Regions from separate parts of the Mus musculus genome. Here region 2 is linked to region 1. The links are chromatin loops, found by intact Hi-C in ENCODE. Cell type or tissue: heart. All regions are shown on one strand. Links, peaks and the distances in the headings refer to the core of each region. The heading gives the core; the rest is flanking DNA.

Region 1 (15,448 bases), core at 2,663-10,662:
AGGTCAATTGAATTGCATGATACTTCCATCAGTAATAAACAAAAATATATCAAGTAATAATAAACAAAAATAAACGGAGGAACTCAGCCAGGATGGCCTGCAGCAGGGCCGGGGTCTGGTGAGTCACGTCCTGAGTGAGAGTTGGTTGTTGAAACACTCATGGCCCTGTCAGGGAGCCCAGAGCCACAGATCCATGGAGGCCTGGCAAACTCTTCCTCCTGGGTGAAGCCCAGAGGCAAATGGCAGAGCTTTCTTTGGAGGACCAAAGGCAAAAGCATTTGCAGTGTGTGCCAAAAATGTCTAACCATAGTTTTCCCTGCCCAGATACTTATGGACTGCTCTCTCTCCAGAGCCTGCTCCTACCAAGGCTGGCTAAATCTGTCTCCTTGATGCAGCTGTACACCGCAAACCCCGCCTTCTTGTTCAGCTGTACGCAATAACCCTGTCTTCTTGTTCAACTTTATAAACACCCCGAGCTTCTGGGTGCTGTGTTTTTTTTTCTAGCAGAGAATGCAGACCACCCAACCCCTGCTTGCTGTGTCTGTGCAATCTGACTTTTCTACATTCCCTCCCTACTCCAGCCATGGCCACGCCTCTAGACCTGCTCTGTTATTATGTCCCCAAGAAGGCCACATTGGTTACACAGCTACCTCCACACAGTGCTATCTTTATCCAAGTCCATAGTCTACTTTAGGGTCTCTCTGGGCTTTATGTATTCTACTGGCCTGGAAAATGTATGATGATATAGAAACCATCATTCTGGGGCAGAACAGAGCAGTTCCATCACCATAAACAAGTGTCTATGTGTCTTAGCTAGGGTTCTACTGCTGTGAACAGACACCATGACCAAGGCAACTTTTATAAAGGACAACATTTAATTGGGGCTGGCTTACAGGTTCAGAGGTACAGTCCATTATCATCAAGGTGAGAACATGGCAGTGTCCAGGCAGGCATGGTGCAGGAGGAGCTGAGAGTTCTACAGCTTCATCTGAAGGCTGCCAGCACAATACTGGCTTCCAGGCAGCTAGGATGAGGGTCTTAAAGCCCACACCCACAAGGACACATCTACTCCAACAAGGCCACACCTCCAAATAGTATCACTCCCTGGGCAAATACAAACCATCACATTCCACTCCCTGGCCCCCATAGGCTTGTTCAAACACATGAGTCTATAGGGGCCATACCTACCCATAGCATAATAATAATAATAATAATAATAAAGTACATTTAGTCTAACTTCCAAACTTCCAAAATCCCCATAGCTTATAGCAATCTCAACAGTGTTAAAAGTCCAATGTTCAAAGTCTCTTCTGAGATCCATCCAATCACTTAACTGTAATCCCCAAATCCACACAGGAAACAAGCTGGGTAAACTCCAAACTTTGCATCTCCATGTCTGATGTCAAAGCAGTATTCAGATCTCCAACTCCTTTTTCATCTTTGTTGACTGCAACAATCTTCTTTTCCTGGGCGAGTTCCACTCCATGTTAGCAGCATTCCTCAGGAGATATGGCTGTGGCATCTTGAAAATCTCAGGGTCTCCAAGGCAGCTTCAATGTTACAGCTTCTTGTTTCAGTGTCTGGGATCCACACATGATCTTCTGGGCTCCTTCAAAGGACTTGGGTCACTTCTTCAGCTCTGCCCCCTGTAGCACTCTAAGCTCAGGTTGATCCACTCTACTGCTGCTGCAGTTCTTGGTGATCATGCCATGGTAGGTGCTGGCATCTCCAATACATGAAGTCTTCTGCTGCAACTAGACTTCACCAATAGCCTTTCATAGGCTCTCTTCATGGTGCCAAGCCTCAAATCCTTTGCATGACCCCTTCAGTCCTGGGCTGTCAACTGCAACTGAAGCTGCACCTTCACCAATGACCTTCTATGAACTCTCACAGTGCCAAGCCTCATCTGCTCTTCATAACCTTCATGCCTTCAAAACCAGTACCACCTGGGTGACACTTACACATTACTAAGTCCAGCTGTATCATGAGATACAAGCTTGGCTATCTCTGGAACACTGCTTCTTTGTGCTCTCAGAAAACAATGCCTAGAAGATTTCACTTCAGTGATGCTGATCTCTTCTTAATCACCACTAATTTCTTTGCTCCAGCTAACCAACATCAATTGTCTCAGTCCTTTTATTTTTCAATTCACTTGCTGGTGCCCCTTTAATAATTGAACCATATATTTTATAGTTTTTCCTTTCTAAACTTGCTATGCTTGTTCAAAACACTCTTCATAAGACTTAACCAGAGAAAAAAGTGTCTGCTGGGCTTTTTTTTTGACACTTCCTTTGTCAATGCAATTAATATAAATCTCTTTACCTTAGCCTCAGGTAGAGCCTTCAGAAAAGGGCAGAAATATTCCTCAGCAAAACACCACAGGAACAGTCTCTAGGCCACAGTCTGAAATTCTTCTCCACTGAACCCTCTCGGGCCAGGTCTGCACAGTTCAAATCAAACTCGGCAACAAGGTCTTCCATATTCCTATTAGGATGGCCCATTATGCCCCATTTAAAGGACAGGATGGTCACTGAAAGCTCTAGGCCACCCGCTGCTACATGGCAACACCTTGTCTCAAAAGGTCCCTTTTCTGCTCATGTAGGTGTGTCTGTTTGCCTGTTACTTGTATTTAGTAAAGTCATTTAGCTGTTGTCCCTTGTCTTAGTCAGGGTTTCTATTTCTGCACAAACATCATGACCAAGAAACAAGTTGGGGAGGAAAGGGTTTATTCAGCTTACACTTCCACATTGCTGTTCATCACCAAAGGAAGTCAGGACTGGAACTCAAGCAGGTCAGGAAGCAGGAGTTGATACAAAGGCCATGGAAGGATGTTACTTACTGGCTTGCTTCCCCTGGCTTGCTCAGCTTGCTTTCTTATAGAACCCAGAGCTACCAGGCCAGGGATGGCACCACCCCCTTGATCACTAATTGAGAAAATGCCTTACAGCTGGATCTCATGGAGGCATTTCCTCAAGGGAGGCTCCTTTCTCTGTGATAACTCCAGTTTGTGTCAAGTTGACACAAAACCATCCAGTACAATTGACCCCTTGTCAACTTGACACACAAACACAACACTAGTAAGCCTCAACCCTTAGTTTCTTATTCATCCTCAAGATCTAAACAACTTTAAAAGTCCCACAGTCTTTGCAAATTATTAAAATTTCAATCCCTTTAAAATATAGAATATCTTTTAAAATTCAATGTCTTTTTACAATTAAAAGTCTCTTAACTGTGGGTTCCACTAAAATACTTTCTTCCTTCAAGAGGGAAAAATATCAGGACACAGTCACAATCAAAATAAAAATCAAACTCCAACCATCCAATGTCTGGGCAACTAATGTTCAGGGCTCCTCCAAGGGCCTGGGTCACTTCTCCAGCCCTGCCCTTTGTAGCACACACCTTGTCTTCTAGGCTCCAGATGACTGTACTCCACTGCTGCTGCTGTTCTTGGTGGTCATTCATGGTACTGGCATCTCTAAAATACTGCCGTCTTCTGCTGAAACTTGGCTTCACCAATAGCCTCTCCTAGGTCATGGTGCCAAACCTCAACTCCTTTGCATGACCCCTTCAGTCCTGGGCCATCCATTGCAACTGAGGCTGTACCTTCACCAATGGCCTTCCATGGCCTCTCACCGTGCCGAGCCTCAGCTGCTCTGCATGACCCCTTCATGCCTTCAAAACCAGTACCACCTGGGTGACTCTTACACATTACCAATTCCTGCTGCAGCATGCAGTACAACCTTGGCTATCTCTGGAACACAGCCTCTTTGTGCTCTCAAAAAACACTTCCCAGAAGATGTCACCTTAATGATGATGGTCTCTTCTTAATCACCACTAATTTCTTAGCTCCAGCTAACCAGCATCAATAGTCCTAGTAATGCAAAGGTTTTGCTGTAGTCGTTTTGGTATCTTGTTAATCACAGCTGATTCTTCAGCCCCAGCTAACCCAAACCACAGAATCTTCACATTAAAAACAGCAATGGCCCTAATAAGTCCTTAATCTTCCCTCTGAATTTTCACAAGCCAGGCCTCCATCTTCTGCACCGTTCTCAACATTATCTTTAAAGCTCCTACAGAACACCCCACAGAGCTCTTAGCATCCCAATGGCTCTTCTAGCTGAAAGTTCCAAAGTCCTTCCACAGTCCTCCTCAAAACATGGTCAGGTTGTCACAGGAATACTTCACTATGCTGGTACCAATTTCTGTATTAGTCAGGGTTCTCTAGAGTCACAGAACTTATTGGTAGTCTCTATATAGTTAGGGAATTAGTTGATGACTTACAGTCTGTAGTCCAACTCCCAACAATGGTCAGCAGCAGCTGTAAATGGAAGTCCAAAGATCTAGCAGTTGCTCAGTCCCACAAAGCAAGCAGGTGAAGGAGAGAGAGAGAGAGAGAGAGAGAGAGAGAGTAAATCTTCTTTCTTCCAATGTCCTTATGTAGGTCTCCAGCAGGATGTGTGGCCCAGATTAAAGGTGTGTGCCACCATGCCTGGATCTGGGACTTTCTTTGTCCCAGATGACTTTGAACTCAGAGATCTCCCTTTCTTAATCTTCTGGGATTCATAGTCATTATATCTCAAGATTTCCATGACAAAATCTAGGTCAGAAACTTGTATCTCTCTGCCTCCAGATTAGGATCACAGGTGAGTTGTCCAATTCTGGATTGTAGTTCATTCCAAATATAGTCAAGTTGACAACCAGGAATAGCCACTACATCCCTTGGAGTAGTTCTTCTTCCCTCCTGTGTTCTGAAGCAGTGTCTTATATTTATTTTAGCCTCAAATTTACTTTGTAGTCAAAGATGACTTGAACTCTTTATCTTCCTATCACCCAAATGTGGAGATAAAGGAATAAAGGCATATGCAACTATGCTTAGTTTTTGAATTGCTGGAGATCAAATCTAGGGCCTTGAGTATGCTAAGCAAGAACTCTACAAAATGAATGACATCCTAACTTTTTTTTACTTTTTTTTTCTTTTTATCAATTCATTGGTGTGGATTTTGTTGTTGGTGGGTTTTTTTTTCTGTTTTCTTTCTTTTGTTCTCTGTCTCTGTGTCTCTGACTCTCTCTCTCTCTCTCTCTCTCTCTCTCTCTCTCTCTCTCTGTGTGTGTGTGTGTGTGTGTGTGTGTGTTTCTTCGAGACAGGTCTTCATAGTCCTGGCTATTCTGGAACTCACTCTGCAGACCAGGCTGGCTTCAAACCCACAGAGATCCACCTTATGGCTAATATTTTAAGTAATGAAAACTCCAGATTTGGCAGAGAGGTGTCCTGTGATGGATTGGTAATCTGGCCACTTGGCAGAGGATGCAGCGGTATGATGGGGATCCAGCAGTCGTCCCAGAAGTAAGGAAAGCAGCTTATAATAAAGATGTAGAAGTAGAGGTGTCTACAAGGCGGAGGACCTCTGAATTTAGCAGATAGTGAAGGTACAAGACAGGAATTTAGGCAGAGATTTAGCAAGTTGTGTTGTCCCACCCTGCCTTGGGTCTGTTAACGACTAGGAGCACAGCAGTTTAGGGAAGGAGGTCCTAGATAGAGGATTTAGTAAGGCCTGGCTTGTCCTCGCTACAGGAGCAGCTTCTGTCTGAAGTTATGAGCATTCTACATCCTCTTAAATCTGTTTATTTTTATGCTGTGTGTATGGGTGTTTTGACTGTTTTCATGTCTGTGCACCACATGCATGCAGTGCCCAAAGGAAGCCAGAAGAGGACATCAGAGCCTCTGGAACTGGAGTTACAGGTGTTTTGAATTGTAGCCTGGTCCTCTGTAAGAACCTCAAGTGAAGAGCATTCTCATAATGTCTCTGGATATACTCCTAGCAAAGATTTTCTCTAGAGTCTATCAGCAAGAAGGGGTTGTAAGGACTAGAGGATGACTAGCAAGGAACCCTAAAGAATCCAAAGTGTGTGCCAGCTTGCCTTCTCACCGGAGTTCAGAAGTGCCAAGGCCAACAGCTGCTACTGGCAGTGTCTAATTTTTGCAGATATACTACATCCGATTTGTTTGTAAAGCAATCTATTAAAAGCAGTCACCAGATCTTTAACGAACTCTCTGGGTTAGCAGTGACATTCCGAACCTTACATGCTTACTGTCTAGATTTCATTTTTAAAGCAACTGCTTTAAAATGGAGCTATGGGGTTTATGTTTTAGTATCTATAGCATATTGTGAAGGTTTCTTTCTTCCTTCCTTCCTTCCTTTCTATCTTTCCTTCTTTCTCTCTCTCTCTCTCTCTCTCTCTCTCTCTCTCTTTCTTTCTTTCTTTCTTTCTTTCTTTCTTTCTTTCTTTCTTTTTCTGAGACAGGGTTTCTCTGTGTAGCCCTGACTGTCCTGGAACTCACTCTGTAGACCAGGCTGGCCTCAAATGCAGAAGTCAGCCTGCCTCTGCCTCCCAAGTACTGGGATTAAAGGAGTGCGCCACCACTGGCCGGCATGAAGGTTTTTTCAATCAGTCTTTCTCACTGATACTTTTGTAGTTTTTGTTTTGAAACAGGCTCTCTCCACATAGCCCTGACTGTCCTGACACTCTGAAGACCAGGTGAAGGTATGCATCACCATGCCGCTGGATTTGCCTCTCTTGAATTTTGCGTGACATAAAAAGAGCCTATTTCATTCATAGCCCCTAAACAGACAGCTTTACCCCATCATCTACAGAAAAGGTATCATTTCGCTGGCCTTGCAGTACCTTTCTGCACTGGGGGTCCATATTAACCAGTTCAGTCGGTTTATCATCACTATGACTACCTGGTTCATATTTTTACATGTCATGTGAATTTTCTTAAGTTTTTCGTGATCGCTACACATTTTCATCACTACGCATGAAAATATTACGTTAAGCTGACCTGGGCAGTGAGCACGTAAGAAAACAACTAAGAACGATCAAGACGCCTGTAGAGCACTGCGCATGCGTGTGCCCCACCCCTCTCCCCAAGGCAACACGTACGCGCGCGCGTGCGTGCGTGTGCACCCACACATACGGAAATACGCCTGCGCCATGCGATGCCCCGCCTTGCCACTCGTTTCCTATAAAACCTCGTGCCTTTCCTCGCGAGAGACGACTAGCTCATGCTCGCCGCAGGGGTCGGAGGTCAGGGCGAGCGTCTCCCGGGCCGAAGGAGGAAGATGGCGGTGGAGTCGCGCGTTACCCAGGAGGAAATTAAGAAGGAGCCGGAGAAGCCGATCGACCGCGAGAAGGTGCGGGTTGCGGGCGGCTGCGGGGCAGAGGTGGCAGCAGCGGCGAGCTGGCGGGAGGGCGGGCGCGGCCTGCGGACGGGTGGGCGGGCAGGCCAAATGGCGCGCCCGAGGCTGACTCCCTGCTTCTCCGCAGACCTGCCCGCTCCTGCTGCGGGTCTTCACCACCAACAACGGCCGCCACCACCGAATGGACGAGTTCTCCCGCGGGAACGTGCCTTCGAGCGAGCTGCAGATCTACACCTGGTGAGCCGCGCGGGACCCGGGCCTGGCGGGCTGCGTCCTCGGGGACAGCCAGGGCGGGCTCGCCCGCCGTGTGACGCCTTTCGGGAGTGGGGATGAAACGTTAGGTCAGAGTGAACTGACCGGCGTCGCTCTCGCCGTGTGGCCGCCCGGTACAAAAGGATACGTAGGTAGCTTACGGTGCGGTAGGATAAGATGGTAGAGGACGGGGAGGGAGATGGCTGTTGAGTGAACCGTGTTCGCAGAGTGGAGGCAATGGGAAGCCTCGAGCCACGCAGCACCAAGATATTAAAAAGCACCATCAACACCGAGCCCTTTCTGCCCCGGCCCTTGGTGTCAAAGCGTTTGGTGTTTGCACGGTGAGGACGGCTGTCCCAAGTGTTTCATCTCCGAGTACCTGCCTTGCTCAGGACCCACGCAGCTAGGACCGTTACAGGCTTGTCCTTTGGATTGTGTCAGGTTGACACTGTAATAGCTTTGGAAAAGCAGCAAAGGCGAATTTTAATACATTTTTGTTGCGGTGGTAAGATACACCACAAAAGAGTCCCTTTCTCGGGAAAACAGACAAACAACCCCCCATCCCCCCACCCCCATCCAAAACACGAGCTAGTGATTGAATTTATAAGGGAAAACTACTGAGTAGCGGCTGAATTTAAGCCACTCTCCACATACTAAAATTCCGTGTCCCCCAACAAATGAATTTTCCAGCTTGCCCGGACTTTGCTTAAGTGCTGCTTTTCTATTCCGTGAGCCCAGCTTTCTAAAGAGGGTTATCTCTCTGTTATCTGTAGAGATTGTTCCAGAACCACATGGATATCAAAATCTTGGAATAATCAAGTTTTTCACTTTAAAAATGTAGTGTTTACTGTACACACCTTTCAGCATATGCTCTTGAGACTTTCTGCTATAAAGCTTACCCTTCTTCTGCTAGGGCACTCAGACTGTAAAAGCTTGTTTAATTTTTAAAAATTGCCTCAAAAGAAAATCAGAGTTTATGCCAGCATTGAAGTTCACTAGGAACGATATATAAAATTTCGGAGTTAATTGCAGAATAGAGTATGAATTCTGGCCAGGTAAAATTTAGTTGCAAAAATACATAAGAAGGTAACAGTTGTCTGAAGTTTTATAACTTATTTTATTACACAGTGAACTACATACAGTTATGAAAAAATAAGATTTTACTTGAACTATGCACACTGGTGTATGTATAGTTTGTGTCAGTTTCGATATTATATCTTCCAAATTGTAATTTGTTTTTTATGTATATGTGTGTTTACCTTCATGTATGTGTGTGCCCCGCATAAATGCCTGGTGCCTACTGAGGTCACAAGTGGGTATCAGATCTCTGGGACTGGAGTTAGAAATGGCTGTGAGCTGCTCTGTTGGTGCGGGAGTTGAACTCAGTTCTTCTGCAAGAGTGACAGTGTCCCTCCGTCTGAAAGACTGAGTTCTGTTACAGGAACATGGAGAAATAAATACCTGGCGCAGAAAACGGGGGACAGTGTGGTCCTTCTGGGTATTTTCCCTCCATGCATTGAGTACGGCGATGTGGAGATTTGTAACGTTCACAGTAACACTGCAGGGCGTTCTTTAGCTCTCTCCTTGGTACCGTTCCATCAGGGTTGTCATTCTGAAGTGTCTCTCTAGGGTTCTGCCGTTTGTTCCAGTGCACAGAATGCTATTTCAACTTTGCCTTTCACTTACCTCTTTGTTGGCAAAAGCAGTGTAAAGATGAACTAAACTGACTGTTGCTGCCATGTTTACATTTTCAGTTACCTTGCCCTGGATTGTGCTGTATTAGCACAAGGGACTGTATTTAGTTCTGAGTTCAGATAAGTATTTTTAATTTAATAATGGCTTAAGTTGTAAAAGGGGCCTGCAGTTTGTCTTAACATTTCATGTTCTTGGCTTTAGGATTCCTTTATTTTAAAAAAAAATTTTTTTTTGGTTATTTTTGTGTTATAGGTGCATTGTGTAAGTGCTACAGCTTTTATGTCAGAGGACATCTTTTGGAATATTTTTCTATCCACATTTACTTGAGAGTTCTGGGGATTGAACTTGGGACAGCCAGCTTATGTAGTAAGTGACTACCTGCTGAGCCGTCCCACTGGCAGATTTATTTTGTGTATGTGTGGCGTATGGGAGTGTCGTAGCACATGTGTGGAGGTCAGAGCACAGGTTTGGAAGGCAGTTCTCTTTACATCACGTGGGTTCCAAGGATCAAACTAAGGTTGTCAGCCTGTCAGCAAGCACTTTTGCCCGCTAAGCAGCCATCTTGCCTTGCCTCCATCATTAAGATTCTATGAGAGAACAAGAAATTACATATACTTAGGAAGATGCTGTTGTAGCACACTGGTTCTAGGATGCACTCCACTTTCAGATGCTGTAATGTATGGGAGATTGTGTATCTTAGAAAATAGTTATTTTGTGTAGTTGAATAATTTGTACTGGTTACTTGCAGATAAGTAGATGGCTGAGCCAGATGATGTTATGTAGTCTCAGAACAAGGCCTTAGCCTTAAGCCCTTGTAGCAGGATTTTTATTTTATTGATGTTGTTTTCCCCCATGGAGGACAGCTCAGGAAATATTCAAGGCAATTTTTTCTTTGTTATTATTAGGGGTGTGTGTGTGTGTGCGCGCGCGTGCACACATTCCATGAGATGCTTGATTTGTGGAGGTCAGAAGACAACTGTGGAAGTTGGTTCTCTCCTTTTGACCCTTATTTGGGTTGACACAGGTTGCCAGGATTGTACAGCAAACTGACTTCCCTGCCAGGCCATCTTGCCATCATATAGTGTGCAGCACTGGACTACGAATGACTCATTGGATGCACAACTTGCTGTTTTTAATGTCCTTGTTATACTAATATTCATCATAATTATCTCTTCAAAAAATTCAGGATGGATGCAACCTTGAAAGAACTGACTAGTTTAGTGAAGGAAGTCTACCCAGAAGCCAGAAAGAAGGGCACACACTTCAATTTTGCAATTGTTTTTATGGATCTTAAAAGACCTGGATATCGGTAGGTGACTTGTTATTTTAATTCCTGTTATTTCTGCATTTTGCAAATCAGGTCCCCTCCCCAGCAACACACATATATATTCTCTTTCTGATAAGATGCAGCTGTGTTGGAATTATAAGCACATGTCACCATGCCTGGCTTTGGGATAATGCCTTTCGTGTCTGTCTTTAGTGACAGTAGTGGTAGCTATAGGCTTATATTCAGATCTGGCTTCACTTGAATTCTGGAGATACATCACCCCTGTAGTCTGCACCGTTCTGTTGATACAGTTCTAGTCCACTAACCGTTGGCTTTCTTTTCTGCAGAGTTAAGGAGATTGGCAGCACCATGTCTGGCAGGAAGGGCACTGATGACTCCATGACCCTGCAGTCACAGAAGTTCCAAATAGGGGATTATCTGGACATAGCCATCACGCCTCCAAATCGGGCGCCGCCTTCGTCAGGGAGGATGAGACCCTACTGAAGTCTATTGACTTTCTTGAAGTTATTTTTCAGCCAGTTTGTAAAATAAACTTACTTAATCCTTTCTTCCCCCGGACTTTGCCATTAAGCCTTTAAATTTTCAACAAATTGTAACACATTTATTTAGGAATTAGAGTTGGATGTACTTTGGTATATTAAAGTCCATATGTTTTAAGCCCTTATGTAAAATATGAAGAAAAGTGCTCTTAGCATTCTGTATAAAGCTGTATTGTGAAATACATGTGTTCAATCAGCCCAGGTGTAAAAGTTAATGGAGGCTTGAGTCTCACCTGATAATGTAGGGGTTTATTCAGCAGTAGAGGGCATTTTAAGCCCTAAAGAGGCAAAATAAGAAAGCCATGGGGTTGTATAAAGTGGTGAATATGTTTGTGGCATTAGATGATCGAAAAAGTAGGTGGCAAGGGCTGGAGAGATGGCTCAGAGGTTAAGAACACTTGTTCTTTTCTTTTTTTTTTTTTCCCGGAGACAGAGTTTCTCTGTGTAGCCCTGGCTGTCCTGGAACTCACTTTGTAGACCAGGCTGGCCTCGAACTCAAAAATCCGCCACCACGCCCGGCTAAGAACACTTGTTCTTGCAGAGGACCCAGGTCTGTTCCCAATATCTGTATGATGGCTCACAGCTCCAGTCCTAAGGGATCTGACCCCCTTTTTGCCTCTGGGCACCAAGTGAAGGGAGGAAATGAATCCAAACTAGGCTATGAGGGAGGCTTACCTTGAGCCGAGAATGGAAATACAGCCTGTTGAGTGCTGGAGACCTCACTGGAGAACTATGAAAGCTAAACATTTGCAGTAGACTTTAGAGTAGTAGTTACAGAGTAAATGGGATGGCTGAGCCCGAAGTCATTGTTTCCTATTAGATGTGTAATGTGCATGCTGGCACATGCACCTGAAGGGAGGGCGAGTGAGAGGGAAAAGCTACTAAGTAGTTACTCTTTGATACGCATTTCTATTCCTAGCTTATGTGGGACAGCTGAGCCACACTGCTAAGCATGTCTCACAAAACCTGCACAACTGAGCTGCAGTGACTGATTCCTGTGGCTGCTAAAGGTGTGGCTGCTTGGTTAGCTCATGATGGGCATTAGGAACAACTGGCCCTGCTTTATTGAATTCTATACGATTGCAAACCCCAATCTTAATACATGACTATAGTTTCCACCACGAAGGTGGTTAAGAACAGCAGAGTGGGGGCTGGTGAGATGGCTCAGTGGGTAAGAGCACCCGATTGCTCTTCCGTAGGTCCAGAGTTCAAATCCCAAGAACCACATGGCAGTTCACAACCATCCGCAACAAGATCTGACTCCCTCTTCTGGAGTGTCTGAAGACAGCTACAGTGTACTTACATATATTAATAAAATAAATCTTAAAAAAAAAAAAACAGCAGAGTGACTGCCTATCTGGTCTGTTGGCTTAAACACTTGCCAATGGCTATGATTTCCTAGAGTTGACAAGTAAATTTCTAAAAGTATTCTAGTAGGCTTAATCTTGACCAGGTAACCAGTCTCAGAACAAAATCATGAATTCTTTTTTTCTCCCAAAGAAGGAAATTCCTAGGGCCAGTAAGCAAAAACCCAAGAATAATCAAAGTAAAATTACATTTATTTTGGGGGAAGGGGTGTGTGGAAGTCAGGACAAGTTTTAGAAGTTGGTTCTCTGGATCCACTATTGAGTCCCGAGGATGAAATTCAGGTTGTCATGCTTGATAGAGTAGACTCCTTCACTGAGCCATCTCAGTGGCCCAGAGAGCATCTTTACATTCTGGGTTTTTCCGATTGTCACTTTATAAGTTTGCCTGTGTATATGTGCACTATGTCTGTACAGACCTTTCAGAGGTCAGAAGCTGTCAGACCCCCGAACTAGCATTACAACTGGTTGTAAGTCTCTCTGTGGCTTCAGGGAACTGAACTTGAGTCCTTGGCATAAGCAACAAGTGCTCCCTGTAGCTCTTGTTTGTGAGACGGGGTCTCCCACTTTGTAGGCCATGCTGGCCTAGAATTCAGATTTCTGACCTGCCTTTGCTTTCTATACTGGGATTAAAGGTATGTGTAAGATAAGACCACGTCCAGGCCAAAGAACAGTTTTAATATTAAACACTTAAAAAGTCACATTAATAAGAAGTCTTTACCCAGAAAAGGTGCTGTGGTGATAATGCAGAGCCTTTTATTTTTTTAAGACAGGGTTTCTTTGTGTAGCCTTGGCCGTACTAGAATTCAAAATCTGTAGACCGGGCTGGCCTTAAATTCAGAGATCTCCTGCCTCTTGCCTCCCTAGTGCTGGTATTAAAGGTATGAACCAACCCCCCTTGCCCAGCTGCATAACATTCCAGTGTGGGAGTCAGTGGAATAGAGAACTTTGTGCACAGGGAGTTTTCAGTGAGCATTAACTGTTTCCAAAGTGGGACACAGCCTGTCCCTCTACTCTGCATCATAGGTTGGTTGTATAACCCTATTCTGCTTTCACTTCCAAGTAAACTTCATGTACAGTGACTTAAAGGGTTTTTCTGTACTGGAATTCCTGACCATCCTGTTGTTGGGCTTATAGGTCTGGTTGTACCCAGCTAAAATAATTTAAATGTGAATGAGGTGAACTTTCAGAGGCTATCTCAGTTTGAGAAACTTGCAGTGTTCCTGATTCACTTGACTCAAGCTTTTCACCACTGACAGGTGCCAAGGACTTAAGTACAAAGATCAGACAAAGCCTCTCAAAAAATCAAGAGTAAGGATGAAAAGGATGTCGCGATGCTTATGACAAGTGTCAAGAAGAAGAGGATTGCTGAAACTACACGGTTCAGTTCTGGATATGGTGTGAGCTTGTCTGTCTCCAAAATGTGAGATGGCTATACCAGATAAAGGATTCAATAAACCTAAGAGGGACCAATGCCCACAACTTCCGCAGTTTTAATCAAATGTAGGGCCCTGCACATTAGGCACCACTACCACTGAGCTGCACTCCAGGCCTTTCACCCAACTTTTTATGTACTATCGGCAAGATCTGATGGTAAGGAGGGAGAAATGTCAGGTTACAGAACAAGGTGAGAGCTAAGGAAAGGACATCCCAGATTTTAGAGACCATCGGGGCTGTGCAAAACAGTGTAGGACACACACACAAAGAAAAAAAAAAAATTAATGCTCAACTTCATTTGAAGTGCCAGTTTCCTACTTCAAATGTAAGAACTACATATGCTAATAAACACAGCATTTAGAAGCACACATGACAGTTAAATCTGAGTAAGTCACACTATGTTCAGTAAACATGAGACCAAGGCAGAGGCTCTCAGCAGCAGGTAACTCATTTGGGAGATGAACATGAATTTATACTTGGCTATGTAAGTCCTATGTAGTATGACAGTATAACACCCAAGAGCTATACTGGGATCTGGAACCAGCCTCCAATACTTTTCGGTGGTTTGTTTGCAATAACAAAACTACAACTAGCTTAGAGGGTGGGGGCTTATCATTTTATGGAAAGTGCAGGGTACAGCTGGCTGGCCTGAGACCAGCTCACAATGGATGTCACCTTAGTTGTGCCTCTGCATGTTCAGAAAAGCAAGCTCTCCTTCCATGGTTCTGAAAGTCCCCAGCACTGATTGGCATGCTTAGAAACTGCAAAGCTGCTTGGTTGAATCTAGAACTGGGTTGTAAGTTTTTAAGTGTAGAGCAAACAATGTCAGGTGTCAGTTGCTCAGAGACAGGAGAGAATGAGGAGAGCAGGCAGGAAAGAAATATCTAGGCAGAGCAGCCAGTGTTAAGATCCAAGGCAGGATGCTGAAGACTGGTGTGGCTAAACTGCACATTGCAGGAGAGCAGTCACCTAGGCCTCAGTAAAGACAGATCTCATTTAATAAGACCAGTGGGGAAATTCCCCAGAAGGACCACAGTGAGCTAGAAGTATCATCACCATTCTAAGTGACAAAGCTGAGGGTGAAGGCCAGGGAAACGAACCTTGTATAGCGACTTTGCCTCTGCCCTAAAAGGGCTGCCTGGAGCTAGCTACTCCCTACCTCTTCTGTCCTTTCTTCAGTCCATCCCAAACTTCATGTCTAAAATTAACATCATCTTTGGCAAACTGAACAGTAAAACGAAGTCTCTGAATTCTCAGCAGCCATGAAACGTTAGCCCTTTGTATACTAGTCTCCTTCTCAATATTTCCTAGAACACTCTCTTCTTCCCTGGATCCTTAAAAATTATTAGATTTATCCACTGTACTTTATGTGTGTTTTGTGCCCATGGAAGTCAGAAGAGGGCATCAGATCCCTTGCAACTGGAGTTATAGATAGTTGTAAACCACCACGTAGGTACCCGGAATCAAAACTGGGCTCTCTGCAAGAGCAAGTGCTTTTAACCCCTGAGCCATCTCCCCAGACCCTCTCTCTACAACAGCAGAACCATTCAGCTATGGGGACTCTTCACTACAAATGCCATGTAGTAAGGGCTGAAAGAAATTTCAGAGTTGGCAACATAAAAGGTGGGCTACTCAGAAAATCATTTATTTTACATTATGTACAATAACAACAAC
Region 2 (15,448 bases), core at 4,904-12,903, 90 kb before region 1:
CTTTGGCCATTTCCTGCTCCAGCTGTAGCCTCCGGCTGACCTTCTGCTGGTAGGTTTTGATGACATTCTCCACGTGTTGCTCCATGAAGAATTTGAAGGCATAAGGGGAGTAACTCTTGATGCGAGACTCTCTCTTCTCTTCATCTCTGCTATTCTTGCGGACAGGCACCGGGGAGGTCTGAATCTGCTTTTTGTCTCTGCCAGCTTTGTCTCCCTTCGCACCTTTGTGGCTCTTGTCACTCCTGTCTTGCTCAGTGCCCCCTCGCAGACTCTGCTGCACACTGGTGCACAGGCTGTCCAGGTCCACGCTGTACTGCTCAGACTTACTGGGCAGCAGCAAGTGCTTTGGGTACGGAGGCGGTGGGCACCTGCGCTCGGAGCCGCCATAGTCCACATCCAGCGGGTGTGGGCCTGCGCTGCCCTCCTTCGTCTCCAGGCTCTCAGTGGCAGGTGCTGTGGGCGCAGCCACCCAGGCGGGGTGCGAGGGCCCCACGGCTGTCTGGGGCTCGGGCCGCAGCACACGCACGCTCTTCACAGGGTGAAGGATGTGTGCGGCCGTCACGGCGGTGACCGTGTTGGGGGCGGGCAGTGAGGGCTCAGGTTGTGGGTTGTTGAAGGAGTTGGTCCTGCTGGGGCCAGCCCGAAAAGCCACATGCGGCCGCGAGGCTTCTAGACCCTGCTTCTGCAGCGAGTCGCGGCGTGCCAGTGGAGCTGCAGACCAGGGCACCGTGGAGCCCAGCTCGTACAAGTCAGCATTGAGGCTGTTCCTGGACGGTGCCAGCACAGCCTGTGCAGAGCTTTCGCCAGTAAACGTGGGACCCCGGGTGCCCAACACATGTAATGGGTGGGCCCCAGGTGGGGTAGCCGCCGGCTTGTGGTGCGAGGCAGTGTACAGCCCAGCATGGGCAGGAAAGGTGAGGCTGGCGGGAGGGCCACCCTGGGCCTTGGCCATGCTGGAATAGGCATCTGGTGGCGTCTTGTTCTGGAAGGAGGAACTGCGCTGCACCCCATACCCAGGCTGCTCCGATAGTAGATGACCACGACCATAGTGTGTGCCCGGAAAGTGCGCACTTGGCTCTACTGCTGTGCTGTACCCTTTGGGAGGATGCTGGTGAGCCTGGGCACCGTGGGTGCCGGCTCCGGCTCCAGGGAAGAGAAAGTCTAAATATTGCCGCGGCATCTCCTCCAGTGCGGCGGGGCCCTCGTAGTTTGCACCACCCAGCTGGTGGTAGGATGGGAGTGCTTCCCCTGTGCCCTCGAAACTGGGCCGCCGAGTCACCGGGGTGGGCGCCAGGCCCTTTCCTAGAGAGGAAAGAGTGAGAAGTCAGCCTCAGAGCACATGGTGGGCTGCTACTTGCAGGTTGATTCCCAGAGTAGCCTCATCTTTGGGGCTCGGCAAATATACAAGGTCTTCTCAAGATTCCCGGCAGGGTATGTCCAGTACCAGCAGAAACTTGTCACACTAAAGTGGCACACAAGGTAGGGGAAAATGGGTCATGGGGCTGAAGGTCAAAGAGCAAATGGGAAGGCTATGTATGGGCCAGAGGGGGTACAGTGCCTTAAACGACTTGGCTCCTAAGGTCAGGCTCAGCCATGCTAAGGGACTACCTGGACAGCCAACACGGTTTTCTCCATGACATGCAGTTATTTGGGAGGAGCCAAGTCTACTTACTGTCATGTTTTTTTTTTTTTGTTTTTTTTGTTTTTAATTAGGTATTTTCCTCGTTTACATTTTCAATGCTATCCCAAAGGTCCCCCATACCCACCCCCCCAATCCCCTACCCACCCACTCCCCCTTTTTGGCCCTGGCGTTCCCCTGTACTGGGGCATATAAAGTTTGCAAGTCCAATGGGCCTCTCTTTGCAATGATGGCCGACTAGGCCATCTTTTGATACATATGCAGCTAAAGACAAGAGCTCACGGGTACTGGTTAGTTCATATTGTTGTTCCACCTATAGGGTTGCAGTTCCCTTTAGCTCCTTGGGTAATTTCTCTAGCTCCTCCATTAGGGACCGTGTGACCCATCCAATAGCTGACTGTGATCATCCACTTCTGTGTTTGCTAGGCCCCGTAGTGTCATGTTTAGAAAGTCTACTTTTCCTAACAAAGGGCAGAACTGTACTCACTGTCCAAATATTCATTTTCCTTTCATTTATTTTCCAAATTAAGGCTCTGTTGGGTTTCTTTCTTTTAATTTTATTTTATTTTATTTTATTTATTTATTTGAGTTTTTCGAGACAGGGTTTCTCTGTGTAGCCCTAGCTGTCCTGGAACTCAGAAATCCACCTGCCTCTGCCTCTGCCTCTGCCTCTGCCTCTGCCTCTACCTCTGCCTCTGCCTCTGCCTCTGCCTCTGCCTCCCAAGTGCTGGGATTAAAGGCATGCGCCACCACTGCCTGGCAGTTTCTTTCTTTAAGGACAAAGTGATCTATACCCAACATTAAGTGAGAACAGAATGATGGAGAGGAGATGGAGAAATGGCTCCGGAAGGTAAAAGTGCAGAGAACCTGAGTTTGGTTCCCAGCATCCACGTCAGAAAGCTCCCAACTGCCTGGGACTCCAGCCTTAGGGGGAATTCTGCCCCTGCAAAATATTTGCAATCAAGTGCACTGTTCCCATTAAAAACAAAATTAAAATATTTTTTAAATTCCTTTTTAAAAAAATCTACAAAGAGTCCCTCTCTTGACCAACACCCAGACACACAGACGGCTGCTGCTTCCTTATCCCGACTTCTCCATTTTGAAACTCCTCATTTAAAGCAGCTGCCTAGAAAGAACAAAGGCTCCTTTCATCTCCTACAGACTCCTCCGCTCTGCTAGATCTGGCCCTGAATCCTCAAGTCCAAAGGCGGGGTCTTATCCACTCGTAGGGATAAGCCCCGCCCCACCCCACCCCACCGCTAACACACACCTGACAGAAATTACCCAACAACCTTGGCACTGAACAGGAGTTACAGCTGATGGAGGGCTTTGTGTTGCCTGGGCTGAGCAAATGTGGCCAGCACAACACACCAAAAACAAGAAGGCAGACAGTGGCTACGGAGCTGGGCCTGTTCCCTGCAGCACCATTCTCAGGACAGACTCCTGAACCAGCTAGGAGCTGGTGAGGGAATTTCTTGTCTCAGGAAACCAGAACTGTGCAGCCCCCACCACAACGCAAACCCTCGGGAAGCCCTTACAATGTCCTCGTTTACCACGGGAAGCCTTTCCTGCAGGGCTTCCACGGAGCAGGGAGTACATAAACCCATCATCATGCCCCAGGAACCACAGAGCATCTACTCCATCTCTGGAGAGGACCATCACAACCTGTCCCTTCCAAAGCTGACACACTGCTCACAGCTGCAGGCCTTGAGAGCTGCCTGCTACTGAATGTGAGAAAAAAAAAATGTGATTTTGGAATTGATAAGCCTCTCTTTTCAAAGACCTTAAGCCCAATAAAAGATTTTTAAAATTTCAACTCTTAACTCTTTTTTTCCCTGAAAGATGGAAATATTCAGCAGACACACGAACTCTCTAGACAGTAACACAGGCTGCTGTAAAGGGATGGGGGCGGGGCATGTGAGCACCTAGGTTAAATTCCAGGGTTGACTAGGTCTGGTTCTTTGTGCAGGTCTCCTGCTCTCAGACCACAAGCCTTTTCCTATGACACACTGTATAGTAGCCTCACCTGGGGAGGTCTGCTTGATGACTCGCACAATCTGCTCATTCCTGGGGTCCAGGTAGCCCATCTTACTGATGTACTCCAAGGCAGCTTCGATACTCCTACTGCCCGTCTGCTTGAGCGCTCTGCCAGCCATCTCCTAGGAAGGAAGCAAGGAATGTCACCATCGTCATCGTCGTCGTCATCATCATCTTCTTCACTACCACAAAGCCACCTGTGCCTCCTCTTTGTGGCTGCTGGGGCCCTATCAGGTGCTGAGATGGCCGTTGGGATCATAGGCACATATTACACCATGGACCTTGACATAAGAGCTTGTGTCAAGAATGTTCGGGGTCTCTGATAGTTGGCCTGAAAGAGACTCAGGCTCTTTAAAGAACTTCAGTGATGGGGCTGGGGAGATAACACACTGGCTGTTCTTTCAGAGGTCCTGAATTCAATTCTCAGCAAACACGTGGTAGCTCACAACTATCTATAGTGGGGTCTGATGCCTTCTTCGGGCATGCAGGTATACATGCAGACAGAGCACTCACAGGAAGGAATGAAGAAACGAAGGGAGGGAGGGAGGAACTTTAGTGACTGGCTTGGTGGATCCAGACTGAAGCTACGAAGACAGGTTACCTTAGAGAAGGAGATCCCAGTTCACCTCTGTGCTAACTCTGGGATCCCTGGAAATGCATGGATGGGCACATTTATGAGACATTTACTGAATGCCTCCTGTTGACAACGTCCTCTGCTATCTGCAGCAGTTAAGGAGTTGCCCAAGACAGTCGTCATGAAGCCCCTGGAGCTCTGTCCACATCCATACAGCTCTGTCCCCTAAAAGTGTTTGCAGAATGAACACACAACAGGAGAGGGCAGTGACATTACCGTGAATTGAAAAGATGGTTCCCGTCTACCCAGGGAAAGCATAGATCCTTTCAAGGACAGATGTACTTGGAAAAGGTGGAAAGCCCATCCAAGTGGAGACAGTTACTCAGGGCTGATGGGCTAGACAGAAAGGAGCTGTAGGTGGAGCACACCAGGAGGGTAGCGGCAACACCCAGGCGCATGTAATAGGACAGGGAACCCCCACCTAGGGTTGGGCTATCACTGGCTTTGCCTATTTGTAATATCAAGGGAACTTTCAAACACAGACACACATAATCTGAAGATGAAGCTGGGGGCAACACGGGGTGCAGAGCTTCAGGCACTCTGGGGCAGAGATGAAGGAAGCAGAAGGTGACATGGCCAGGCAGCTAAGAGAAGAAGCACTGAGAGGGGGTAGGTTTTGGTGAGAATGGTAGGCAGTAGGGGACATGGAGGGCTGGTTAGTAGTAGTCAGTCTAGCTGCAGAACAGAGAAGTACTACCCTCACTGTTCCTGGCCAGGCCTGATGACACCTGGCCATTTATCCCAGTCCACTTCCTTAAGACTGGGAGAGGAGCCAGGCGTGGTGGTGCACGCCTTTAATCCCAGCACTCAGGAGGCAGAGGGAGGCGGACTTCTGAGTTCGAGGCCAGCCTGGTCTACAAAGTGAGTTCAGCCAGGGCTATACAGAGAAACCCTGTCTCGAAAAACCAAAATAAATAAATAAATAAATAAACAAACAGATAGACTGGGAGAAAACAGCTGGGCATGGTGGGGTAATCCCAGCACTCAGGAGGCAGAGGGAGGCGGACTTCTGAGTTCGAGGCCAGCCTGGTCTACAAAGTGAGTTCAGCCAGGGCTATACAGAGAAACCCTGTCTCGAAAAACCAAAATAAATAAATAAATAAATAAACAGATAGACTGGGAGAAAACAGCTGGGCATGGTGGGGTAATCCCAGCACTTGGGAGGCAGGTGGATCTCCAGGCTAGCCTGGTCTACAGAGCAAGTTCCAGGCCAGCCAGAGCTACAGAGAGAAACTCTATCTGGTGGGGGAGGAAGACTTGTAAGAACTCTGTCAGAGTCTGGACCCCACATCCCTCATAGCTTCATCCACCCACTCCACAGGGCCTAGAACCACGCAACCATCTACCATTAAATGATGTTCTGTTCCTGGCTGTTTGACAACTGAGACAGGACACACCAGAAAGTCACGGCCAGACCTGGGAGTGGACAGACTGCAGGTCAAAGGAAGCAAGATGAACTGACGGAGGTCTGGGAACCACTACAAAGAGGAGGGGCTGGAGTGAGAGCTGAAGAAGCAGGCTGGGAAACAGTGGCGGGACCAAGGTTCACCACCTGGGATTCCCGGGTAGGAAAGCAGCAGAGCTCAGACATGAAGCATTCCCCACCTCACCTGCAGCCTGGTGATGACACCTCACCTTCCCTACTTCATGGCCAAGCTATGCGATGAGGTCATGTCTACACACTCTCAAGACTGCATCTCAGCTCACCACTTGGAGCCTTTTGTTCCCATTAAAAATGTGCCAAGTGGAGCTGCCCCTAACCACAGGCCGTTTGGCACTAACAGTCCAGCTGCTTAGTGTGAACTGGCTGTCTCTTTAGGTTAAGTTACCTGCCTAAGCTCCTTCCATTCAGGCCCTGCCAGCAGCCAGGGAAGCAAAAGCACCAAGAAGAGCTTGCCACCTGTGTATGAAGCCAAATTCCCCACTGACTTCAAGATCCGTGAGCTTCCTGCGCTTCCGATCTAGGGACTGAGACAGGTGGAGTCTATGAAACCTGGGACGAAGACTTGGAAGAGCAGGCATGTTTTAAATCATAAGACCAAGTGACATTCATGAACCAGCATGTTCATAAATAAAACCTTCAGTTCTGCCCTTTGCATATGTGTCCATCGCTGATGGGTAGCAAATCTGTAGTCTCTAAACACTAACTCATGTACACTCCTGCACAAATCCAAATACTTACTGGCGTTTGCTTTGGTGGAGCTCAGGGTGGGACCCAGGCCCTCCCTCACACACTCTGGCAATGCTCTACTACTAATTTCCGCCCCCAACCTCCTTCGGCTCTTTAGTTAAGAGCTAAAGGAAGTCTAGAATCTGTTTCTAAGTCTACCAGGAGCACAGGTCTAAGTGTCAAGGACAATACATGTAGAGTCACAATGGGACATGGCGAGAAGTCTCCTGAGACCCGAGTGTGGCAGAGCCCAGCACAGTAACCTGACCTCTCCCCTTCCTTTCTCAGAACATTGCACCAGTGGGAGTCAGTGCATGAGTGTGCACACTCTACTGCTGCCTAGCATCTATCTGTGCATCTTTCTCAAACCTTCTACCAGGTCTGAGCATATCTGCTCATCTGAGGAATGAGCTACCTAGGGCTGCTCTGGGATTGAGTGGGCCACTGGTGTCCCTGTGTCCCAGGACCATTTCAACATCAGCTGCTGTCCTTCTCAGAAGCATCTTATATGTCTCTGGTAGAAAATATAAAGATGACAGTTAAATAATTTATGTGCATTTGTTATCAAATACCTCTAATACTTCATATTTTATCCTTTTAACCATAGCTACATAAACAATGTGTTGCGCTCCCCTCACCAGGCCTTAATACCTATCTCTGGTTTTCTCTGGGGTACCTCAAGCCCAGGCTAGGCTTGTAGAGATGGCAAACCCTTCTCCCTGGATCCATGTGTGGATGTTAAAGTGTGTACAGAGAATTTTCACCAAAGCTTCTCCTATCCGCATGAAGACTGCCTGAACACTGCTCCCCTATAGAGTTGGCTCCTACTGATATTAGCTAAACCTGCCCCTTATAATCTGTACCAATAACCTCTCTGTTCAACTGTACACAATAGACACTCTGCAGCTTCTCCATCTGAGAGTCCAGATCTGCCCATGTCAGCTTTTCTGTTTCGCTGTGTCTGGCTGGGTGTCATTTCTTCATTCCCTTGTCCTGCAGGTCCAGCCCCTGATTGCTGTGTACTGGGTGTTGGGCAGCAGGCTCAGGTGCCCTCTGGATGCTCCAGCAAGACCTCACGGCTAGCTTGTGCCTGAGAGAATCTTCTCTGCTACAGCTGCATCACCATTCTGCCTGTCAGTCTGCCTACCCACAGGACAGGAACCAACCCACCAGAGGCTCCCGCCACGCTGGAAGCGCCAGTGACAGTACTCTTCTTTTGTGGCTCACTTCCCACACTTTCTCTGTGCACACAAGTAAGGGCTGTGGGAGTGAATCTCTTCTTCCAGGTTCACCTAGCTCAGAGCCATGCAGGGACTGGGCTGACAGTTGCTATAAAGTGTAATGGTTTTACTAGCATCCCTTGTGACTGTGAGTTATTTAAATTCAGTGACAATTTATTATGTATGAAGGAAAGAATTTCCTATGCAGATCCTCTCCCACCCATCCGGGTGAGGAAGCATTTTTCAAACATTAGCAAAGCCATAGCCCATGCTTTAACGTTCCAGCCCTGAGGTTTGGCTGAAAACCTAGGGATGGGAGTGCTCTGGCCTTGCTAGGTCTTCCCGTGACCGCATCAGTCTATGGCTGCTGGTCGGAGTCTCTCACACAACTTGTGATTTCAGTCCAAGGAGGGGAGCGACTGGCTGAAGGGGCTGGGTCTGCAGGCCATAGTGAATGTTGTCTCAAAGCCTAAAGGATTTCATTTCATGGAGAGAACAAAGAGAAGCATGTGGCTCCCCAGGCCGGGGCGGAGGGGAGGGTGCCAGAGAGGCTTAAGCAGCGGCCAAGGTCTCCCGCTCCACCCGCTGTCCTCCTCAGGCTGACTGCTGCCTTTCTCGAAGTTGCTTCCAGGAACCTTCTGGAAGCACAGAGGAACAGTGTTTCAGGGCCTCCCACTGACAATTGTCAGCTCTAAACAGAAATACGGCCCCAGGGGACTGTGAAACTCAGGATATCCACCCATCTTCCCAGCCTTTGTGCTTTATAGAGAGAGCCTGGAGCTCAGCATGGCCCTGAGAACGTGTTCCAGCAAAGCCAGAAGCCTAGGAACAGACGCAGCCTTGGTGTATGAGACAGAAAGGGAGCTGCTACTCCACCCACCCCTGTGCGCCAGATAGGAGCAATTCAGTCCAGAGATCAGCCTTCGAGCCTGCCTCGGGGCTCTATGCTGAACATTGCTGAGGAAAATATATTTTCAAAGGTAACTTAGTGGGGATTGAGGAAGAAATCTGTTTTAAAACTAGACCAACAGGAAAAATTGGCAACCCTGCCGATGACCAAACACTAATAAAAACGGCACCTTCCAGCTTGTCAGCACCAATAAAGTTATTAATAACAAACAAACAAAATCACAAAACAAAAAACACTTTCAAGCAAATATTTTTAAGAATAGTTATGAGCTGGAGAGCTGACTAGGTATGTAAGAGCACTTGTAGCTCTTGTAGAGGACCGGGTTAGCTTCCTGGCATCCCCACAGTGGCCAGCAACCATCAGAGACCCCAGTTCTAGGGAGATCTGCTACTCTCTCTCCTGACACCAGGGACTATGTGGTGTACAGACATACATGTACACACATAAAATAAAGCTGCAAAAAAAAAAAAAAAAAAGAAGAAGAATGAAAAGTTATGCCAGTAGGATGTCTCAATAGGAGAAGGGTATGCCACCAAGACTGACCATCTGAACTGTGCCAAGAACCCACACAGTGGAAGGAGAGCCAGCTCAGGCAGGCTGTTTCCACACAGGAACTTGCTACCCTAACACATACACTAAGTAACTTAAAAAATATTAAAATTTTTCTTCTTGGAATTTACTTTCAGGCCACTTTAACTGAGCCATAGTTAAAAGGCCCATCTCATAATGCCACCCGTCACAGTCTATCTGCGCCTCAAAGAGGAGCAGCGGGCAGAGTTAGAAACAGCCTGAGTTTCTAGAGGTGGAGAAGACTAATTATTCATGGACTCTCAGGGTGTACACAGCACAGGCATGGAGAAGCTCCCACAATCACAATTCTATCATCAGACACTTGCAGAAGGTCAATGTGAACAGGGTGGGAACACTCACTGTCTCCTGGCGCCAACCCAGTAGGCTTTCGAGCAGAGCTTAAGTGGAAAGAGTAAAAGAAGTCAGCTGAATCGGTTTCAGTTTGAAGTCATTAATTTTTTGTTGAAGATAAGAACATTAGCGTGCATCAAATCTTGCTATAATAAAAACAGCCTGTGCTATTTTTATCTCCTACTTATGGATGATCCCAAATTCTCCAGATTAACAGTGAACTGGATGAGCTCCTTTCAACTCTATAAGCCTCCAGAGATGTTTGACAGAATAAAGAAAAACTCCGTCACCAGGGGCAGATACAAGAGCCTCAGGCTTTACCTGATGGAAAACTTGCCCACAACCCCTAGTAGTTTCTACACAGCTACACGCATACTCCAGGAGTTGTGGGTCTATATTTCTATTCTTCTGTCCCTGGCTATGTTAGTGACCAAACATGCGTGCCCGCACTCCCTGTCCCCCGCCCCTACTCTGTCTGCACAAGCCGAGGGCCTTCTATTTGCTCCAAACAATAGACTGGCATGAAGCCTATTCATTGCCAGTGCGATGTCAGTTCTGGGCTTCACCCTCACAAAGCCTGGCTGTTTCCGTTTCCTCTCCTTGGGTCCATATAGCTAAGCACCCAGTTGACCCCGCCAGCATGCTGCAGTGACCTATGAGTGGAGCTACTGTCTGCGCCCAGCCTCAGCAGAGCAGCCTGGACGGAGCTCCACCCCAACATTCAGCAGATGCCACAGAGAGCAGAGCTGTTTGGCGGGGCCTAGCCAAACTAGAGTCATAAGCAAGGACGAATCACTGCTGCTTTTAAGCCACAGGATAGTTTATTCCATGGTGCCAATAACTGATAACCACTGCTTTCTCTGTGTGTAATCTGGAAAACACAGCCACTTGCTGACCTTGAATTTTGAATGATTTTATCACCTAAGTTTTCACCTGGATAAACTCAAATTTTGCTCTTCAGAAAAATATTTTCATCTGCCAGGTACAGTGGCTCATTCCTTTAATCCCAGCACTCTGGAGGCAGAGGCAGGCAGATCTCTGTGAGGCAGAGGCCAGCCTGATCTCCATAGTGAGTTTCAGGACAGCCAGAGCTTTCTACCACCCCACCTGTAAACAGCGCTCAGGGATTAGCAATCTGTGTCTTTACGAGCTCTAGAGTATTAACTGGGCTAATCTTTACTTCAGAGTCATTATATTTTTAAAAGGTATGTCAAACTCTATTATTAATATCCAATCTTCGTGAAAAAATGCACTTCAGTCTTTATGAAGTAAAAACCAACTCAGGTGAGAAGGGAGAGTCGGGCTTTAACAGTACCCAGCAGTCACAGTTGCAGCATTTTCTAAAGCATCATTGCCATGGTCTAAGCAAGTGGAACTCTTAGGGGTGGGGGTGTGTGAGCATGTGTGTGTGTGTGTGTGTGTGTGTGTGTGTGTGTGTGCCTGTGTGTGTGCAACCAGTTCTCCGTCACAGCTGCAAGCAGGAAGTCCTCAGCTCTAACAGCTCCAGGTGACACCAACTCACCTGAGAAGACACAGAAGTCTCACCCACTGGGATCTACCTCCTTTCTTATCTGTCTAACCAGATATCCCTCCTTCAAGGCCTCAGATATTCTATAAACTAATGTGTGTGACTCACCAAAACAAGCCCTCTACCCCAAGAAAAAGCCCCAAAGGAAACATACGAAATCTACAGAGTGAGTGATCATGTACCTTACTTTCAGTGGAAGTAACTCTTTTTTTTTTTTTAAGGGGGGGGGGGGCAGAATCTTCATTCAGGCACAGAGACCAGCAGGAAGCCTTTTGCAGCCAGCACTGGAGAGCTGGAGAGGTGCATCCCAGGCACAGGGAACACAGATCTATAGAAAAGGAGAGCACAGGAAAGTTCTAGAAACCACCTGCCAAGTACTCAGACACCAGGCTTTCCTACCAGAGAAAACCTAACAACAAATTAGGGAGAGAGCACCAGAGGCAGAGCCCAGCCTGTGGGTGGGGTTGGGCCAGGCAGGAGGCAGGGGGTGGGTGGATCTGCAAGCTTCATCCTAAGAGATGTTAAGGGACTGACTGACAGAGCACCGGGAAGGACACACCCTGACCCATGGTGGGTTCTCAAGAGCAGAGAGGCAGGCAGAGCCTACTCCTAGCAGAGACAGGTAAATAAATGGCTTTTTAAATAATGAGCCTGGGGCAGTGAGATGGCTCTGCGGGCAGATATGCTAGTGCAAAGACCTGACGACCAGAGTCTAATCCCCACAAGGCATCAAGAGAGACCAACTCCTAAGAGTTGTCCTGACCTGTGCATGTGCACTGTGACATGCTATGCACTGTGACATGAGCCCAAACTGATGCGTATAAACACAGAATATGAAAGCATTGAAGTTAAAGGGGCCTAAGAGTGATGGATTGTGATGGATGCATGTGAACCAGGATGAAGAGAACCTCTTACAAAATAACGATCATCACGTGTAGGTCCGCCTACACATTTCCTCACGGCAACAGCCACCACTATTTGAATCAGGGCCTCTAGTTTTTCATCCAAAGTACACTGAGGACTTTCATATGTGGAGAAAGAACATAAGCTCAGGGACAGGGATTCCTGGGTGGGGAGACGAGATGAGACTGTCCTGAGAGTTCTGTATTAGCTCTATGTTCAGGAAATAAGGCTTAGTAAATAAAGGCACCATTAGCACCCCTCCACTGCACACACAAGTAGTCTCTGCTGCTGTTGGAACTCTAGTCCCTTCTCACCCGTCCCCTGTCCTGACCCATCCCCTTAAAAGCCATCCAGCACCCATGCCATACCCTACACTATGTGTAATTCCCCTTAGTTGCCACTCCTTGTCCACCTGAGTATGGCTAACACCTTTGTGACTACGAGGTAAATCCCCTTGGAATGTACAAATAGACACCAAACTTCCTGTAATCCAAAGGCTAAGAATGCTCAGATGGCATCTAAGGTCAATGGCTGAGATCTTCCTGCTCTGCCCACCTAATGTTTCCTTGGTTTGTGACTTTATTTATTTGGTTCCCATAAACCTTCAAGCCAGCATTATCAAGCTGCACATGTGTTTGGAGGAGCCTAACTCTCTGCTCAGGGCCATGGCCACTCTGGTTCTGGCTCCAGAACACATGGTTTTTACTTCTTTGAGGTGAGAGCTGTGCTTCTGTATCTTCAACTAAAACGAACAACCTCACCACTCTGTGGAGAGTTATCCAGGAGGGCAGAGGTGAGCAGCTGTACTATCAGGCTGGTGCGACACCAAAGTAGGCTTACCACTGTATCCAGCTGCCATGGTCTGTCCACACCCTGAACTACAGGTCCATATGAGTCTCCTGAGACTCTGCTGGGGCCTCCTCTGGTCAGTCCCAACAAACCAACCAAACTCTTGGTCTAGCTCGTGTTGCTTTAGACAATTAGGGTCTCTCCCATTGGGTGGCAGCACCCCTCAGAATGACTCGAGACCAAGGCATGCTTAGACCTAGGAACTGAGCAAAGCACTCAGGAAGCAAAGGCAGGCAGATCTCTGTGAGTTCAAAGCCAGACTGATCTACAGAACTAGTTCCAGGACAGCCACAGCTACCCGGAGAAGCCTGGTCTTGAAGAACCACCACCACCACCACCACCACCACCACCACCACCAAAAACAACAACAACAACAACAACAACAATAAGAACCAGGAGCTGTGAGCATGGTCCCTGTGCTCTGTACTCTGAATTGTGGACATTTATCTTTCCAAGCCAAGAGACGGAACCTCAGCCTGACTAGTTGTTTTCTAGGCTCACACAGGTAAAGTCTGAATGGGGGCTGGAGCTGAGTGAGAGAACACCTGCCCCAGCAAGTACAGGGCCCTAGATTCAATCCCAGGACCTAACAGACAAAACCCACATAGTCCAAGAAATTGCATGTTGTTAGTAAACACGAAACTTCATTTCACAAAACAGGAGCGATGCCTGTGAGCGGCCATCACACTGGCAAATATTCAGGATGCCGGCGAGCAGCAGCAAGGCTAGGGCTCACACAGACACAATGGAAAAAGGAGAACTGGCCCCAAATTAAAGATACGCAAAATAAACCCCACAGCCCAAGATAACATGGCCACTCTTGGTGACTGCCTCACACAAGCAGAGACAGACTGTGTACCTCTCCTGTCTACAATGGAAACTTGTCCACTTAAATGTTCTTCAGTGTGACAACTGAAGAAGGGAAGTGGTGTAAGTGTCACCACAGTTCATCACAGTGGTGCAAGTGTCACCACAGCTCATCAGCTGCGTTGGCCACACCCATCATTACAGAATAATTGCTACCACACAATGAAGAAAGTTGTACAAAGTCCTACTGTACAAAGTAGGTGTGGTTTGTCTCTGTAATAGCAAGCCAAAGCACAAGATGGGTGAACAGCCTTGATAAGAAGTGGGCATGAGAAGGGCTGTGAAGAGCACAGCTCTGTAACACATGCCACAGAGCACTTCTTTTTAAGGTCTTTGAGAGGTGGCTCAGTGGTTAGGAGCATTGACTGCTCTTGGCTGCTCGTGGAGAGGACTTCCATTTGATTCCCAGCACCCATCTGGAGGCTCAACTGTCTGTAACTCAGTTCCAGAAGATCTGCTCTCAGTAGCAGGATCTGATGGACTCTGCAGGCACACAGGTGATGCACATACACGCAGGCAAAACACCCACAAACACCAACCATCCAACCAATCAACCAAACAAACAAATCCCAGCACTCCTTCTAGCAAAGCAAGGTGTAGAGACAAGACTTGACATTCCAGCCCAGGGGAGAACAGACCACTGACCCGGGGCCAGAATGACCCGGGGCCAGCATGTTTCAGGACAGTGAGCAGACACAACAACAACAACAACAACAACAACAACAACAACGCAGATGAGGCCTGAGGGACAACTAAGCTGTCCTCTGGCTTCCACATGCATAGGTTTACATACGCACACATGCACGCACACGTGAGATGTTCTGTTACTCTTACTGCTTTCATAAACACTGGCAAAGTCACTGTCGTCGGTCAGCACCAGCTGGGTCCTTCAGTGACAGTAAAAACCTGGGCCAGAAACTGAGTTTACAGCCACTGTCAGTTACAAGTTGGAAGGAGGGAGGGAGAAAGAAGGGAGGGTGCCAGCCACTGCAGTGCCCCTCTGCTCAGCTCACGTCTGCACGGTCAGCTCCAAGAGGTCGGTAGGCAAGACTGCTCCCCTGGCTCAGCATCATGAAGGACTTTACTCCTGGGCCTGCTCTGCTGCCACCCTCTCCTCTAAGGAGTTCTGCAGAAACTGCTCTTGCAATCTACATGACATTTTTCTTCTCACAAATGATCTCTAAGGACTTATGCTTATCTTAAATGCAATTCAAGACAGTTACTTTAAAAACAAAAACAAAAAAAAACTCGAGTTCTGCTTAGAGATAAAAAAAAAATTGCCAGCAATCCAGAGTCTTTGACAAGCAAAGTTCTTTAAAACACTTGAAATAGGAACACCACACATCACTGGGCTTCTAGAAAGCTTTTGTAAAATTATCATTAAAAATTTGTCAGTGGCTGTGTGGCAGTTCCACAGAGATCCACACTGGTGAAGCATCAAGCAGGCCAGACCCGGGAGGCTCTCTGCCTCTTGACTCTTAGCTACTTTTTGAAGCATCCGCTCCTTTTCACAAGCCCCAGTCAGCATGCGCCAGCTCTGGCTCAGTCCCTATATCTCCTACTGGCCTGTTCCAAGGGCTTAGACACACAGGAAAGCTGCACTTTCTCCTAACAGGGCATTGTGAGGGTATATCTTGTTTGTTTTGGTGTGCGTGTGTGCGTGCGTGTGTGTGTGTGCGCGTGCGCGTGCGCGTGCGTGTGTAGAGGACAGGGATCCTGGGCATCTTCTCTTCCTCTATTGCAGTCCACCATGGTTTTCCTAGCCTGGAG

What was found. Peaks named below come from ENCODE experiments on the same cell type or tissue, not always from the same donor. Only the 100,000 strongest peaks of a DNase experiment are listed, where the experiment ranks them.
Region 2: it touches region 1 in a loop (3-fold over the local background); 2 of 42 quality-filtered maps call a loop at or near these places.

The regions. Positions count from the first base shown.
Region 1 is chr14:57,791,162-57,806,609 of GRCm38, forward strand. Sap18 (Sin3-associated polypeptide 18) reads left to right here and starts at 7,028. Exons shown (of 4, transcript NM_009119.3): 1 at 7,028-7,193; 2 at 7,327-7,436; 3 at 10,333-10,455; 4 at 10,761-13,819. The coding sequence starts at 7,065. The coding sequence ends at 10,917. It overlaps Mir3077 (microRNA 3077), which reads left to right and starts at 7,263; the gene lies at 7,263-7,326. It overlaps Ska3 (spindle and kinetochore associated complex subunit 3), which reads right to left. Exons shown (of 9, transcript NM_198605.3): 9 at 15,400-15,448. In heart, for the core only: CTCF peaks have their summits at 5,676 (motif pointing right) and 6,440; a DNase peak (open chromatin) is centred at 7,000; H3K4me3 peaks cover 2,946 bases; H3K27ac peaks cover 2,051 bases.
Region 2 is chr14:57,699,257-57,714,704 of GRCm38, forward strand. It overlaps Lats2 (large tumor suppressor 2), which reads right to left. Exons shown (of 8, transcript NM_015771.2): 3 at 3,666-3,798; 4 at 2-1,302. Among named protein-coding and RNA genes, the nearest start is that of Gm26440, 9.2 kb to the left of the region's middle. In heart, for the core only: no CTCF peak of the experiment used is centred there; DNase peaks (open chromatin) are centred at 6,695, 7,975, 8,435 and 10,115; H3K27ac peaks cover 711 bases.